Linked DNA regions of Mus musculus: region 1 is linked to region 2. The links are chromatin loops, found by intact Hi-C in ENCODE. Cell type or tissue: left cerebral cortex. All regions are shown on one strand. Links, peaks and the distances in the headings refer to the core of each region. The heading gives the core; the rest is flanking DNA. Region 1 holds the start of Flacc1 (flagellum associated containing coiled-coil domains 1). Region 2 holds the start of Gm28802.

Region 1 (8,335 bases), core at 172-8,171, 200 kb after region 2:
TGAGTAAGCCTGTGTACAGTCAGTCTCCTAATGCCACTGCTGTGTCTCCTGCTTGACTATCTTCTCAGCCTCCTGGGCACTGGAACTCCCCACCACACAGCCCCTCTGCCTCATGTCCCCATTGTTCCTTAATGACTTTAGGATTGTCTTGTTATGAATGGAAAGGATGTAGGGGATAAACTTCTAAACTTTGTGAATGGAGGCTGGGACTATAGCTTACTGTTGGAGCACTTGCTAGGATGTATGAGCACCCCAGCACTATTAAAAATGAAACTAAATAATATGCATGCATGATGAAGATGAGGGGATAGAAAGGACAGTATGGTAACAAAAATATGGTTAGATAAGAGGAATCAGCTTTGATATTCCATGGCATGGTAGGAAGGCTACAATTACCAATAATTTACTATCTATTTCGAATAGCCAAATGTGCCAGATAGTTTTTGTCAACTTGGCACAAGCCAGGAACATCTGGGAAGGAGGAACTTCAAGTGATAAAATGTCTCCATCAGGCTGGCCTGTAGGCAAATCTGTGGGATATTTCCTTAATTAACGATGGGTGTGGAAGGGTCAGCTCACTGTGGGCGGTGCTCCCCATGGGGAAGTAGCCCAAGTGCTCAGAAAGCAGGCTGAACAAGCCATAGGGAGCAAACCAACAAACAGCATCACTCTGTTTCTTTACCTGTGGGTTCTGTTTATCTCATTCCTTCCCTGACTTCCTGTCCTGTCTTCCCCATGGTGGACTGTGACCTGGGAGTTGTAAGAGGAAGTAAAGACTATCTTCCCTCAAGTTACTTCTGGCCACGTTCCTTATCACTGCGACAGAAACCCAGATAGGCCACCAAAAGATAGAATTTTTTTTATATTCTTAAAAGTTTTAAAGGTATCCAGGTGTGGTGGCTCACACCTTTGATCCCAGCACTCAGGTTGCAGATCTCTGTAAGTTGAGGCCAGCCTGGCCTACAAAGTGAGTCCAGGGCAGCCAGAGATATTACACAGATTAACCTTGTCTTGAAACACCAAAAATGTAGTTAATATTAATTGATTTTTATTAATTATCATTCATGGGTATTAATTATCAGTTGATGAAATTATAAATGATGTGTTGTTTTATTATCAATCAGTTCATTGATTAATTGACTAATAGTAATTAACACCTTTGTTCATTCAGTTCCCAGAGAAAAGACAAAAAACCTTTTTGTTTATAATAAGCCTTAACAGCACTAGAGCTGGGCAGATATCAACCCTCTGTGCTATTTTGTCTACTTCCCTGTCAATAACCCCGAGTTATAACTTGCCATGTTCTGTCTGGGACTCTCTTAACTCCAACTAGTCAGCCCTCGTGGCCATGTTTTCACACAGTGCCTTCTCTGCTCTCCTTATCTCCCTCCCTTCTCGGGTGTGGTCTCTGCCTTAGGCCCAAAGCCTGGCAAACAAAGTCCCCCTTCCATGTCTTCTGCCCAGCTACAGTCTATAGGCATCTTTATTCACCAGTCAGGGAGAACTTGGAGTCAAGGTTACATAGCATCACTTGGTATATGCAAGGATCTATTCACCCCTGGGGGCAAGGAGACCATGGAGGCCAGTATTTAGCATTATAACACATAGTAACAGATCAAACTGGACCTAAATTCTACACAAAAATGAATAAATAATTAAATGTAATGGTAAAATTTTAAGATGATGAATTTTCTAACTACTCTGAATTGATCATTACACACTATGAGCATGTGTTTCATAATTGTGTATAATTAATAGCATATTAATTAATTATATATTAGGGATTAAAGCCATGTGTCACCGTGCCTGGTTGATTGACTGATGTTGATTCCTGGGACCCTCCCTATCTTCTGGATTTTTCTTTCCAATTTCTCTTTGTTTGCCTTTTAAATGCTGGTTCTGTCCATTCTCCTTTGTCAAGCAGATTTTTTATTCTTTTTTTTTCTTTCTTTTTAAAATATACTTGATTTAGAACCTTGTTTTATTTAAATGTGCTCTTCATGTTACAGGACAACCTTTCAGGGTCAATCAAATATGTGACATCAGGGAGTTTCCTCCAAACTTCTAAAGGCTCACAGGCAGGGCTCTAAACTTCTCTAAGGCAGCTTCAGGATCCAAAGGAGCACGGCACAGTAATTGTGGCCTAAGAAGTAAGGGTTCCTGCCAGGACACGGGCTGAGAAAGAAGGTCAGCTGGGTGCTTTCTCTGCCTCTCTGAGCTTGCAGGCTCTCACCCCAGCATCTGGCTTCTGAGTCTTCATTGGCAAAATTGGACAATTGAAATTTTGTTTAAAAAACAACAAAGTATGAAACTATATTTTGTGTGTGTGTCTGCGCAGGAGTGTATGTTTTTTGAGACAGGGTTCCTGGCCTGACTGGCTTGAAACTTGCTTTGTAGATTATATTGGCCTTGAACTCTCAGAGATCCACCTACTCCTGCCTCGTGAGGGCTGGAAATAAAGGCATGCACCTCCATGCTGGGCTAAAACTCTACTTTTTGACATAAGATGTTGGTAACAGTCTCACTATCTTTGTGTTTTCTTTAACAATTAAGTATGAGTCAACATTCCATGCATCCAAAAACCCAGAAAGATTGGAGGCTTTGGGCGTCGACTTGGCTTCTGTCTTCACTGTATTAAGTTTGACATCTGCAAGCATCTTTGCATTGTATTGTTTTCTCATTGTTTTATATGAAGGACCGAATGCCACAACAGTTTCAAATTTAAAAAACTCTCTAAACAGGCTGGCAAGTGGTGTCAACAGCATTAGCTAAAAAATTTTTTTTCAGCACGCAAAGTGTGCCAAAGAATGTGGTGTTAGTGCAAAATACATAAACTCAAATATTATTTCACAAAACTTAATTTTTTTTACTTCACTGAAATCACTAAATTATTAAGGAACAAAATAGTCACATCACGTGCAGACATTATTGATAATAGGCCATAAATTTTAGCAAGTACAATTAGAAATTAAAGCATTAAAAGAAGAAAGAGCAGAAAGAGAAAAGTCGTGGGACACTTGCATCTGCACAGCTCCCCTTCCTCTGCACTGCCAGTCCCTCCTGCGTGCCCTAGTGGTCTCTGTCACTGACCTGCCTGCTGCCAACACAAAGCACAAACCCTCTAAGCATACAAACTCTGTCAGCCTTCCTCTTAAGAAGGGAAGTGCCAGTTGTGGTGATGCCTGTGAGCCCAACATTTGGGAGACCGATGTGGGACTGTCTGTCCAAAACCTCCCTGTGCTGTGTCGGGAGTGAGGTGGAGAAGATGGAGGAGTGAAACTCCAACTGTGGTCCCTCTGGGTGTGATCACAGGAGCACGAGCTTTCACATTTCTGCAGCTCCTTGGTTGGAACTTTCGGGTGCAGCTGAGAGTCCAAGAGGGTTAGCACAGCATCCTAAAGTCAGAACTCAAAAGTCAAAAAGCAAAGCCGGGCGTTGTGGCACACACCTTTAATCCCAGCACTCGGGAGGCAGGCAGATTTCTGAGTTCGAGGCCTGCCTGGTCTACAAAGTGAGTTCCAGGACAGCCAGGGTTACACAGAGAAACCCTGTCTCGAAAAACAAAACAAAACAAAAAAACAAACAAAAAAAGCAGCCAGTGGCAGCTGAGTGCCCTGGAGATCTTTGCACACCTCTGAAGAGAACACTCTTCCTCTTGGGTCCATTCACACAGTCAGCAAATACAGTCACACTTTAAATGCAAAGCTCCTGGCTGCTCAAGGCTCATAGCATTTGCTACCTCAGGAGGGCAGCAACATCACACAAACCAAGACTGATAGCAAGGGCCAACCTACTAAAATGCTAGCCCTTGTTCCCTCCATGCCTTGAGGAAAGACACCATGAATACCACTTCCCTTTGAAAGCCTTCACTTCATGCCCCATCTGCTGTTTTGGCGCTGACAAAAGTGTAACTGTATTGAGGCTGGAGTATATTGGGGTGTGGGTGTTTGGGGTAGAAGGTACCGATATCTCAATATGGCATTAGTGCTGGGCATGTAGCTCAGTGGGTGACAGAGCCTGCCTCTATCTGACCACCACAGGGAAACAACTGAACTGACGCTAACAGGTTGATGTATGCCTGAGGTGAGCAAGCATCTGGAGTTTCCTTCACCATCTATTGTCCTCGTGTTAATGGCATAAGAGAAGCCAGTTAGCAGGCCTGTGGCTGAGTCCTCTCACTTACTGACCACACTGCCTCCAGGTTGTCTTACACGTCACAGTCGCCTACATGTTCACCCACTCCCTCAATCAATCACTAAATCCGTTTTTAGAGTCGTCTTTGAACGTATGGGACTTCTGATAAATTCTCCAGTAGACATCACCAGTCAGGTGTCCCCTTGGGGCCTCCGAATGTCCAAAACAGAATGGACAGTCTCTTCTCAAATCTGTTCATCCCCAACATAGTCCAACCAGTGAGCTGCACTAACAGCAGTTCAGCCACTGGAGTTGGAGACTCAGGAGTTGAATGCCTCTCCTTCCCTCCCTCTCACGTCCCAGCCTGTGTTGTCTTCTGGTCATCGCCACTGCTGGCCCACATCTAAGGCTCATCAGGCCTCTAAGATATTTCTACATGGTTTCTCTGTCTCATACTACGGCTCTTCCTCCTGTTTCTTTGCTTTGGTTGACATGGTCTATCTTACATGTAAATCTAGTCAGATAACTTCTCTGGTTGAAGTTCTTGTTCTCTCTCTCTCTCTGGTTTTTTGAGACAGGGTTTCTCTGTTTAGCCCTGGCTGCCCTGGAACTCACTCTGTAGACCAGGCTGGCCTTGAACTCAGAAATCTGCCTGCAATTGAGTCTCTTAAGGTAACATTTTTCAGCTCTTCTCTGTCCATTAGCCTTTCTTTCTGCTCCACTGAGCACAGGACTGAGGTCGCACCCCGTGCCTAGCTGCACTGGCATTCAGAGGATACAGGAGGCTTGTGAACTTCCAGCTTTTGTAAACTATGAAGTGTGAACCATCACAGGACCAGGAAGCCAATCTAATGGATTACAATCAGTCTTGATTTATAAAAGAAAAACAGAATAGTAAACAATAGAGTATTGTTTGTGAACCTTCAGTATAAAATGTGTGTCTTTTAGTGAGTTGTATTAAAATTAAATGAATAAGCCAGCACTTTTTTGGTTTGGTTGTTTTGTCTTTTTTGTTTTGCTTTATTTAGCAAGATCAACTTCGCCTAGGGGAAAACTAAAACCGCACAGGTAGCTAAAAATTTCATCGTTTCTGTGGATTGCCACAGGTCTCAAAGGCTGAGCTTCAAAGAAGGAAGTGCCCACTGTAGTTAGTTCTAGGTTTCTGAAAAACGGAGGAAGTTAAAATCAACTACAAAAATCCAGGAACTGTGGCCATGTGTCCATAAAGCCTAGTGGTCCCGCAGTAAGTCTACTGTTGTGGAAATTAAGCTTCTAGGGCCTCACATGTGATACTGGAACTCTTATATGTATTCCCTGCTGTTGAGGATCTGACTTGAGTGTGAAGATTTAACAGTTTAACTGGCTGCTTCCCCAACATTCTGTTGGGAAGAACAGAGAGCTTTGGGCCAATGAGGTGCCGCCATTGGGTTTCCATAGTGATAAAAGAAACAAACCATCCTGGGGCACAAGTCAGGCTCAGTCAAAGGACTAGCTAGAGGGTGAATTCCTCCTCAAGGGACTTTCAGGTAATAACTGGGGACAACTGAACTGTCTTCTAAGGGAAGCTCCTGGGGTGGATGGCCGCGGAACCCTTCTAAACACCACTGGCTGGGTTTGCAAGTCTTCAAGGCAGTCTGGAGATTTCTGCCTTGGCATCTCAACCACTTGGGAATAAACACAGCAACCATGAGTTCTGAAACACCTTGATTGGGTGAGAAATGACCCCTGAGTTTCCCTAAAACATTATGGTTTCTTTAAGACTCACAACCTGGGAAGGGACCACAAGGCCAATGAATCTTTGAAAGAATTAAAGTAAGATCTTGGGAAGAGTTTCCAGCCGCTTGTTGAAAACCCACCCTTTCTAAAGCTCTGCTCACTCAGCGACAACTTCCGGCTGTGAGTGAAACACCAGGGAGATAAGACAGGGGAAGAAAAGAAGGGAACACACACACGTGCCCACACGCACATACATCCACACACATATCCTCACATGTCTAAACATACACACACACACACACTCACACACGCACACACACACACACACACACACACACACGCACACACACACGCCCGAATGCACATACATCTGCACACGTGCCCGCACGCACATATATCAGCACACACATCCACACATGTATGCGCGCACACACACACACGCACACGCAAACTCACCAACCAGTAAACGATCATTATCAAAAGGCCCTAAAAGTGGTCCTTACCAGCTTCCTTGCCTCAGTTTCAACCCTGACACCCTCAGACCTACCTCGGGATTTGCTAAGAGCCCAAGTCTGTTCTAAGGGCTCAATAGCTTTGCATTACTGATTTTAAATGCTTTGAATATGGTTCCCATAGATGCAAAGGGAACTTTTCTTTTTAAGAAAAAGTAATAAATAATAAGGCGTTTTTTTGTTTAGAATGGGAAAAAAGGAAACAAACATTTATCAATACAAAACTGGTTAAAATATAAGTAAGTGAACTGATATAAATGTAGAGTTGTGAGGCAAGAGAAATGGCCCAGGGATTAGGGTGCGTGCTGAGCTTCAAGAGAACCTCAGGTTCGTTGCCATAAACCCCATCTAATGGCTCCCGACAGCCTGTAGCTCCAGCTCCCGAGTGGCTAATGCTGGCTTCTGGCTTCCATGGCTCCTGAACACTTATGATCTACACGCACACAGTCAAACACACACACACAAATACGAATAAAGCTTTTTTTTTTTTTTAATTTAGAATTGCAGCCGGGCGGTGGTGGCGCATGCCTTTGATCCCAGCACTTGGGAGGCAGAGACAGGCAGATTTCTGAGTTCAAGGCCAGCCTGGTCTACAAAGTGAGTTCCAGGACAGCCAGGGCTGTACAGAGAAACCCTGTCTCAAAAAGACAAAAAAAAAAAAAAAATTTAGAATTGCAATGATACAGAAACATATCCCAGACTTACTTGAAAGGTTGTTTAAATTTTGCTTTAAGATAATACGATGCTGGAGGAGTAAAATGCAGTGGGGGAGGGGTATAGACAAGCAAGATTAGTCACACTGACATTGTTGAATCTAGGGGATAGGTGAGCTTACTTTACTCTTTCTCTACATTTGGAATACTTTTATATTTCTTTTTTTTTATTTATTTTTATTTTATTTATTTATTTATTTATTTATTTATTTATTATATGTAAGTACACTGTAGCTGTCTTCAGACACTCCAGAAGAGGGAGTCAGATCTCATTACGGATGGTTGTGAGCCACCATGTGGTTGCTGGGATTTGAACTCCAGACCTTCGGAAGAGCAGTCGGGTGCTCTTACCCACTGAGCCATCTCACCAGCCCTCTTTTATATTTCTTGATTGTAAAAAAAAAACCTTACATTTAAAAATGATGACATCTTTTACATAATAGGAACTCGTGGTATTATCTTAAAAAATATATCCAGGATGTAAATATAGTTTGTTCCTGTTTATAGGAAATTATGTAAGTCTGTTTCTTTAGAATGCAGAAAATTCTGGAAGGCATACACTCAAGTATTCTCACTAGTCATCTCTGGATTTTGTATTTTTGATGTTTTTCACTTCCTTAATCTTTTCTGTAATGACTGTCTCTGTAACAAGCTGATTTCAAGTTAATATACACATACATACAAATAAACCTATGTTCTTTTAAAAAGAGAGAGTTTTTCTATATGTAAAAGCCATGTAGTTCATGGGATTCCTTTCCATGCACAGGGCTGAGAACATGGTTCTTAGTAAATGTTCAGAGCAATGCAACCCAGCCCGGAGCAGCTCAAGCTAGACTTTTAAAGGTGCTCATTTAACTTTAAATTTTATTTTTTTCTAAGATTTACTTATTATTATTACATCTAAGTACACTGTAGCTGTCTTCAGATGCACCAGAAAAGGGCATCAGATCTCATTACAGATGGTTGTGAGCCACCATGTGGTTGCTGGGATTTGAACTCAGGACCTGCTGAAGAGCAGTCAGTGCTCTTAACCACTGAGCCATCTCTCCAGCCCAACTTTAAATTTTAAATAAAACAATGTTTAATTTTATAAGCTCAAAAGAGCAGGCTTCCTACGTTCCCATGTCTAATGTGTAAAGTCAGGCCTACCTGATTTCAAAGAACCCCCAAAATTTTCATAACAGGTGTCATGAGGGGAACAGGAAACAAAGTTCTAGCATTCTGACCTAATTTTCAGTTTTTAGTACCTGAGCTACAAAG
Region 2 (8,335 bases), core at 92-8,091:
TTCTCCGTTTTCCTTGGATGCCAGAAGGGTTTAAACCAGAAGTGCAATCAGTCAGTAGGCAGTAGATTATGTTGTATATTTATATATTTAAATTTTTAAAGAAAAGTTAGTTGTAACTAACTTTTTCCAAAGTGTGCTATGCATATTTTTAATGAAAGATGACATGTATTTGCACAAAAATTCTCAGGCACATTAAATTATAAACTGAAGTAAAACCCAGGTGCTTGCTTTGAAAGTGTGTTTTTGTTAGATTTTATTGTTTTCCTTGTGTACATTAAAGCACCTGCCTGTCTCTTGGTATCTGCAGAAGTAGAGAAGGGTGTTTGTTTATGGGAGAGCCAAGACTTCTTTTCCTCTGATTTCTTTAACAAGCTGAAAAGCAAGTGAGGCCTGAGGCTGGGGTTTAGGCCTTCAGCCTGTGGTGCAGGCCTCACGCTGTTGGGGGGGGAGGGGGGCAGATCTGTGCTCTGAGGTGGCAGGCCATGGTCTGCCTCTGCAGCTGACATGGCTTTGTCTCCGTGGGGTTGTTCAAGCACCTGGGGAGGAGATAAGGGGCAACTGTTGGTTTTGTTTGTCAAGGCAGAAGGTCCTTTACTTGGTCCTTTGGTGCTTAACTTGCAAATATTTTGCTTCAGAGAAATTCTTTTCTGCCAGGGAGTTTTGCCTTTCTCTCTTGAGCCTCCTCCCCAAGAAGAGATGCTCTCAGAGGGTTAGAAAAGCCAGCCTCCACACAGTGGTAAGAGCATATGAGTTTTCTATATTTCTAGAATCTTTAATACAACTTTTCTAAATTTTTCAGAAGCAAAGGGTGGAGAGAGATGTCCCTCCCTTCGCCACCTTCAGCCCCTTCGTCCAGACTAGCTGCTGTCAACAGTTCATCGCACACATGCACACATTTATGAACGACTCTGGGTTAGTGAGTGACCCTGCCTGAAGCAGGCAAGCGGGCATTAGCAAGAATTCTACTGGTTAAATTTCCTAAATATTCCAATTCCTGTTTTAAAAACAGCATTTGCGTTTCTAGTCTATAAATAACTGAGTACCACCTCCCTCAGCAGGACCTTAAAGCTTTGCCTTGGTTCCTGAAAAAAGGACTCTTCCTGCTACTTGGACAGTTACAGCTTCTAAGGAAGGAACAGCACAGAGTAGGGAAGCCTGGGGCTAAGGGGCCAGTAAAATGTTAAATAACCAGGTTTACACAAAGGACAGAAACCACACTACTGAGTTAGAGATTGTGGAGTTCTGTGGTGACAATAATTCTGTCCTTCTGTCAGTGCCTAAGTGGCCACTGGAAGCAGAGTTTTGCCTTGGAAGCCAGATGAATATGGCCAATTAAAGAAAGCCAAACTTACGTTTTTGAAAATTAAATTGATCCTGATGTTCTGTCAGAACAAATTGTACCTGTGCATGTTTGTCGCTGAAATGAATCCTGTCTAAAGCTGGGCCTTGCTGACTTTCAGTTTCCACCTAAGATGATTTGGGTACAGCCTGAGAATCTGTTCCATGGGACTATCTGCAAAATATAACAAGAACTGGAACTTTCCAGTAAGTTCTTCCTCCACAGGACTCTTAACTGTTCTCGTTTTGTTTTTGTTATCATTCAGAGTCAGCTGGTATGTACTTTCATGCTTGCCTGGGAAAACTCAACTGTTTTTTCCTTCAAGATTTTCTGTGATGATTTCTCAGGTACTTTCAAGTAGCCTGTTACCTATTCAGAGAGTCTCCTTGAGCTCAGAATTAAAATTGCCCTGAATTTTTGAAGATCCAAAATCTTATGTAAATAGCCATTGGTAGTTAAGTGGGTTTTATTTTTTAGTCTTGTGCTTGCCCTTGGTCTGACATAAGTGATCAGACTGCCAGGAGAAGATGTTAGAGAAGCTCACTAGAGCCTACCATCTGTTGAAGGCACATTTTACACAGTATTCCAAGCCCCTAGTGCATAATTAGTAGTGGGTGGTTCTCACATCAGCTTGACATCTGGAGTTAGGGTTGTCCGTCTGGGGCCTTGTCTGCTGTCAGGTGTGTACAGACCTGTGCTTGTAGTGTACTGCAGGCATGCACACTAGTCCACTGCCAAGTGTGGCCCTAGGCATGGGATCCCGGGGGCTCCAGGAAAATGCTATTGTGTCATATCTGGAACACAACTTTGTCAAGTCACTCTTTATGCACCTTCCTTTGCTTTATCAATTGTAAATCAGATAATAAAATGTAAATCAGTTAATAAACATGAGGCTTCTTAAATTGTCCTGTGTCTCCTTGTGATTTTTGTTTCAACCCTACACAATCCAGCAGAGTCTTTTTGTTGATTTTTATAAGGAAACATCCTCGATTTTGTTGAACTAATATGAAAAAAGCATTGACAGTTGAGTAATAAACAGATCTAATAATTTATAGATTTTTCTTTTAAGATTTTTATTAATACGGGGATGAAGTTGAGCATCAGAGACAATTTTCAGGAGTCAGTTCTTGACTTGAGCCACGTGGCTTCTGGGTAAGGAGTTGAGGTGGTCCGGCTTGGCATCAAGTGCCTTTCCCTACTGAACCCCTTGCCAGCCCTTCCGAGTCTTGCTAGAACTAGACTACACCATGACTATGTGGCACAGTAGCCCCATACCAGAACCACACCAGCCAACCATGAAGTCATTGCTAAGCAGATAGTAAATGTTCACACATTCAGAAGATGAAGCGATTCTTTCCAATCGTTCACACTTTTCTGATCGCATGACTATTTAGAAATTGTTTCTAAGTATTGGAATCAATAGAAAAGATCTTTCAGTATCCTTGTAATCTCCCTTATAAGTTTGTTTTTGTATTGTTTGTTCTGATTGTGGTACTGGGGTTGAATTGAGGGCCCCACTTGTATGTAGGCAAGTGCCCCACCATTGAGCTATATCTCAGCTCTCAGGAGGCAGAGGCAGGTGGATCTCTGAGTTTAAGACTAGCCTCATCTGCAATTTCCACAACAGCTCAGCTTGTGTTTCCCTGCCCCCAGAAACCCTCAAAAGCAAACAAACAATAAACAATATATACCCTCCTGTATTTTTAAGATTAATATCCATACTGAATTATGGTCGTTTTGAGAATGAAGTATTGTTGTAGGATATTTGATCACACTGTGAACCCTGAGATTGTGTTATTTACTGGAAAAAAATCTCTTTTTACTCTGCTGTGGCTCAGCCCTAGCACACACCTTTAATCCAAGAGCTTTCTGCTTGAATATTGTAAACAGCATTAAATAAAGCCAGCCAGAGGTCAAGAGGCAGAGCAAGCAACCAGTGACAGGACTTGAACATAGGATTATTAAGAAAAAAAAAAAAAAAACAGAGTAAGAGGGAGTCAGGAGGATGATAGAGAGAGGCACACAGGAATTAGAAGGGAGGTATATTCAGTCTGAAGGGGGATTTTTTGGAGGTGGCCTAAAAAGTAAGGGTTTCTGCTAGGAAATGGGCTGAGGAGGAAGGTCAGCTGGGTGCTTTCTCTGCCTCTCTGAGCTAGCAGGCTCTCACCCCAGCATGTGGCTTCTGAGTCTTCATTGGCAAAATTGGAAAATTGAGAGTATGCTTAAAAAAAAAAAAAAAAAAAAAAAAAACAAAGAATGAAACTATATTTTGATGAAACTATATTGTGTGTGTGTGTGTGTGTGTGTGTGTGTGTGTGTGTGTGCGCGCGCGCGCGCGGAGAGAGAGAGAGCGAGTGTGTGTGTTTTTTGAGACAGGGTTTCTGGCCTGACTGACTTGAAACTTGCTTTGTATACTATATTGGCCTTGAATTCTCAGAGATCCACCTACTCCTGCCTCCTGAGGGCTGGAAATAAAGGCATGCACCTCCATGCTGGGCTAAAACTCTACTTTTTGACATAAGATGTTGGTAACAGTCTCAGTATCTTTGTGTTTTCTTTAACAAGTATGAGTCAACATTCCATGCATTCAAAAACCCCCCAAAAAAGATTGGAGGCTTTGAGCATCACCTTGGCTTCTGTCTTCACTGTATTGTTTGATATCTGCTAGCATCCTAGCATCGTATTGTGTTTCCTCATTGTTTTATATGAAGGACCGAATGCCACAACAGTTTCAAATTTAAAAAACTCTCAAAACAGGCTGGCAAGAGGTGTCACCAGCAATAGCTAAAAAAAAAATTTTCAGCACACAAAGTGTGACAAAGAATGTGGTGTTAGTGCAAAATACATAAACTCAAATATTATTTCACAAAACTTAATTTTTTTACTTCACTGAAATCACTAAATTATTAAGGAACAAAATAGTCACATCACGTGCAGACATTATTGATAATAGGCCATAAATTTTAGCAAGTGCAATTAGAAATTAAAGTATTAAAAGAAGAAAGCAGAAAGAGAAAAGTCGTGGGACACTTGCATCTGCACAGCTCCCCTTCCTCTGCACTGCCAGTCCCTCCTGCGTGCCCTAGTGGTCTCTGTCACCGACCTGCCTGCTGCCAACACAAAGCACAAACCCTCTAAGCACAAACTCTGTCAGCCTTCCTCTTAAGAAGGGAAGTGCCAGTTGTGGTGATGCCTGTGAGCCCAGCATTTGGGAGACCGATGTGGGACTGTCTGTCCAAAACCTCCCTGTGCTGTGTCGGGAGTGAGGTGGGGAAGATGGAGGAGTGAAACTCCAACTGTGGTCCCTCTGGGTGTGATCACAGGAGCATGAGCTTTCACACTTCTGCAGCTCCTTGGTTGGAACTTTCGGGTGCAGCTGAGAGTCCAAGAGGGTTAGCACAGCATCCTAAAGTCAGAACTCAAAAGTCAAAAAGCAGCCAATGGCAGCTGAGTGCCCTGGAGATCTTTGCACTCCTTTGAAGAGAACACTCTTCCTCTTGGGTCCATTCACACAGTCAGCAAATACAGTCACACTTTAAATGCAAAGCTCCTGGCTGCTCAAGGCTCATAGCATTTGCTACCTCAGGAGGGCAGCAACATCACACAAACCGAGACTGATAGCAAGGGCGGACCTACTAGAATGCTAAGCCCTTGTTCCCTCCATGCCTTGAGGAAAGACACCATGACTACTACTTCCCTTTGAAAGTCTTCAATTTCTGCCCCGTCTGTTGTTTTGTAGCTGACAAAAGTGTAACTGTGTTGAGGCTGGAGTATATTGGGGTGTGGGTGTTTGGGGTAGAAGGTACCGATATCTCAATATGGCATTAGTGCTGGGCATGTAGCTCAGTGGGTGACAGAGCCTGCCTCTATCTGATCACCACAACTGAAGTGGTGCTAACAGGTTGATCGATGCCTGAGGTGAGCGAGCATCTGGAGTTTCCTTCACTATCTATTGTCCTCGTGTTAATGGCATAAGAGAAGCCAGTTAGCAGGCCTGGGGCTGAGTCCTCTCACTCACTGACCACACTGCCTCCAGGTTGTCTTACATGTCACTGTCCCCTACATGTTCACCCACTCCCTCAATCAATCACTAAATCTGGTTTTAGAGTCTTCTTTGAACTTATGGGACTTCTAATAAATTCTCCAGTAGACATCACCAGTCAGGTGTCCCCTTGGGGCCTCCGAATGTCCAAAACAGAATGGACAGTCTCTTCTCAAATCTGTTCATCCCCAACATAGTCCAACCAGTGAGCTGCACTAACAGCAGTTCAGCCACTGGAGTTGGAGACTCAGGAGTTGAATGCCTCTCCTTCCCTCCCTCTCACGTCCCAGCCTGTGTTGTCTTCTGGTCATCGCCACTGCTGGCCCACATCTAAGGCTCATCAGGCCTCTAAGATATTTCTACATGGATTCTCTGTCTCGTACCATGGCTTGGTCACCATGGTTTATCTTACATGTAAATCTAGTCAGATTCCTTCTCTGGTTGAAGTTCTTGTTGATGCCAGAGAGCAGAAAGGCAATTGAGTCTCTCTCTCTCTCTCTCTCTCTCTCTCTCTCTCTCTCTCTCTCTCTCTCTCTCTCTCTCTCTGGTTTTTTGAGACAGGGTTTCTCTGTTTAGCCCTGGCTGCCCTGGAACTCACTCTGTAGACCAGGCTGGCCTTGAACTCAGAAATCTGCCTCAAATTGAGTCTCTTAAGGTAACATTTATCAGCTCTTGTCTGTCCATTAGCCTTTCTTTCTGCTCCACTGAGCACAGGACTGAGGTCGCACCCCGTGCCTAGCTGCACTGGCATTCAGAGGATATAGGAGGCTTGTGAACTTCCAGCTTTTGTAAACTATGAAGTGTGAACCATCAAAGGATCAGGACGCCAATCTAATGGATTGCAATCAGTCTTGATTTATAAAAGAAAAACAGAATAGCAAACAATAGAGTATTGTTTGTGAATCTTCAGTATAAAATGTGTGTCTTTTAGTGAGTTGTAGTAAAATTAAAATGAATAAGCCAGCACTCTTTTGGTTTGGTTGTTTTGTCAGTTTTGTTTTGATTTGGCAAGATCAACTTTGCCTAGGGGAAAACTGAAACCTTGGGTAGCTAAAAATTTAATGTTTCTGTGAATTGCCACAGGTCTCAAAGTCTGAGCTTCAAAGAAGGACGTGCCCACTGCAGAGTTAGTTCTAGGTTTCTGAGAAAACGGAGGAAGTTAAAATCAACTACAAAAATCCTGGGACTGTTGGCCATGTGTCAGTAAGGCTAGCGGTCCCGAAGTAAGTCTATTGTGGAAATTAAGCTTCTAGGGCCTCACATCTGATACTGGAGCTCTTATATATATTCCCTGCTGTTGAGGATCTGACTTGAGTGTGAAGATTTAACAGTTTAACTGGCTGCTTCCCCAACATTTTGTTGGGAAGAACAAAGAGCTTTGGGCCAATGAGGTGCCACCATTGGGTTTCCATGGTGATAAAAGAAACAAACCATCCTGGGGCACAAGTCAGGCTCAGTCAAAGGACTAACTAGAGGGTGAATTCCTCCTCAAGGGACTTTCAGGTAATAACTGGGGACAACTGAACTGTCTTCTAAGGGAAGCTCCTGGGGTGGATGCCCGAGGAACCCTTCTAAGTGTCACTGGCTGGGTTTGCAAGTCTTCAAGGCAGTCTGGAGATTTCTGCCTTGGCATCTCAACCACTTGGGAATAAACACAGCAACCATGAGTTCTGAAACATCTTGATTGGGTGAGAAATGACCCCTGAGTTTACCCTAAAACATTATGGTTTCTTTAAGACTCTCAACCTGGGAAGGGACCACAAGGCCAATGAATCTTTGAAAGAATTAAAGTAAGATCTTAGGAAGAGTTTCCAGCCGCTTGTTGAAAACCCACCCATTCTAAAGCTCTGCTCACTCAGGGCCAGCTTCCAGCTGTGAGTGAAACACCAGGGAGATAAGTCAGGGAAAGAAAAGAAGGGAACACACTCTCACACACACACACACACACACACACACACACACACACACACACACACACGTACATACATCCGCACACATATCCTCACATGTCTAAACATACACACACACACACACACACACACACACGCACACACGCCCGAATGCACATACATCTGCACACGTGCCCGCACGCACATATATCAGCACACACATCCACACATGTATGCGCGCACACACACACACACGCACACGCAAACTCACCAACCAGTAAACGATCATTATCAAAAGGCCCTAAAAGTGGTCCTTACCAGCTTCCTTGCCTCAGTTTCAACCCTGACACCCTCAGACCTACCTCGGGATTTGCTAAGAGCCCAAGTCTGTTCTAAGGGCTCAATAGCTTTGCATTACTGATTTTAAATGCTTTGAATATGGTTCCCATAGATGCAAAGGGAACTTTTCTTTTTAAGAAAAAGTAATAAATAATAAGGCGTTTTTTTGTTTAGAATGGGAAAAAAGGAAACAAACATTTATCAATACAAAACTGGTTAAAATATAAGTAAGTGAACTGATATAAATGTAGAGCTGTGAGGCAAGAGAAATGGCCCAGGGATTAGGGTGCGTGCTGAGCTTCAAGAGAACCTCAGGTTCGTTGCCATAAACCCCATCTAATGGCTCCCGACCGACAGCCTGTAGCTCCAGCTCCCGAGTGGCTAATGCTGGCTTCTGGCTTCCATGGCTCCTGAACACTTATGATCTACACGCACACAGTCAAACACACCCACACAAATACGAATAAATCTTTTTTTTTTTTTTTTTAAATTTAGAATTGCGGCCGGGCGGTGGTGGCGCATGCCTTTGGTCCCAGCACTTTGGAGGCAGAGACAGGCAGATTTCTGAGTTCAAGGCCAGCCTGGTCTACAAAGTGAGTTCCAGGACAGCCAGGGCTGTACAGAGAAACCCTGTCTCAAAAAGACAAGACAAAACAAAGAACAACAAAAAAAATTTAGAATTGCAATGATACAGAAGAAACCTATTCTAGACTTACTTAAAAGGTT

Evidence for each region. Hi-C counts contacts between places; a loop is a spot of excess contacts. Peaks named below come from ENCODE experiments on the same cell type or tissue, not always from the same donor. Only the 100,000 strongest peaks of a DNase experiment are listed, where the experiment ranks them.
Region 1: a loop joins it to region 2, with 16 times the contacts of the local background. A loop is called at or near these places in 22 of 42 quality-filtered maps.

Annotation. Positions count from the first base shown.
Region 1 is chr1:58,693,227-58,701,561 of GRCm38, reverse strand. Flacc1 (flagellum associated containing coiled-coil domains 1) reads left to right here and starts at 5,573. Exons shown (of 15, transcript NM_175370.5): 1 at 5,573-5,660. In left cerebral cortex, for the core only: a CTCF peak has its summit at 3,754 (motif pointing right); a DNase peak (open chromatin) is centred at 3,754.
Region 2 is chr1:58,894,360-58,902,694 of GRCm38, reverse strand. It overlaps Gm28802, which reads left to right and starts at 5,997. Exons shown (of 14, transcript XM_030243918.1): 1 at 5,997-6,884. Trak2 (trafficking protein, kinesin binding 2) reads left to right here. Exons shown (of 16, transcript NM_172406.3): 16 at 1-2,245. In left cerebral cortex, for the core only: a CTCF peak has its summit at 4,927 (motif pointing right); a DNase peak (open chromatin) is centred at 4,932.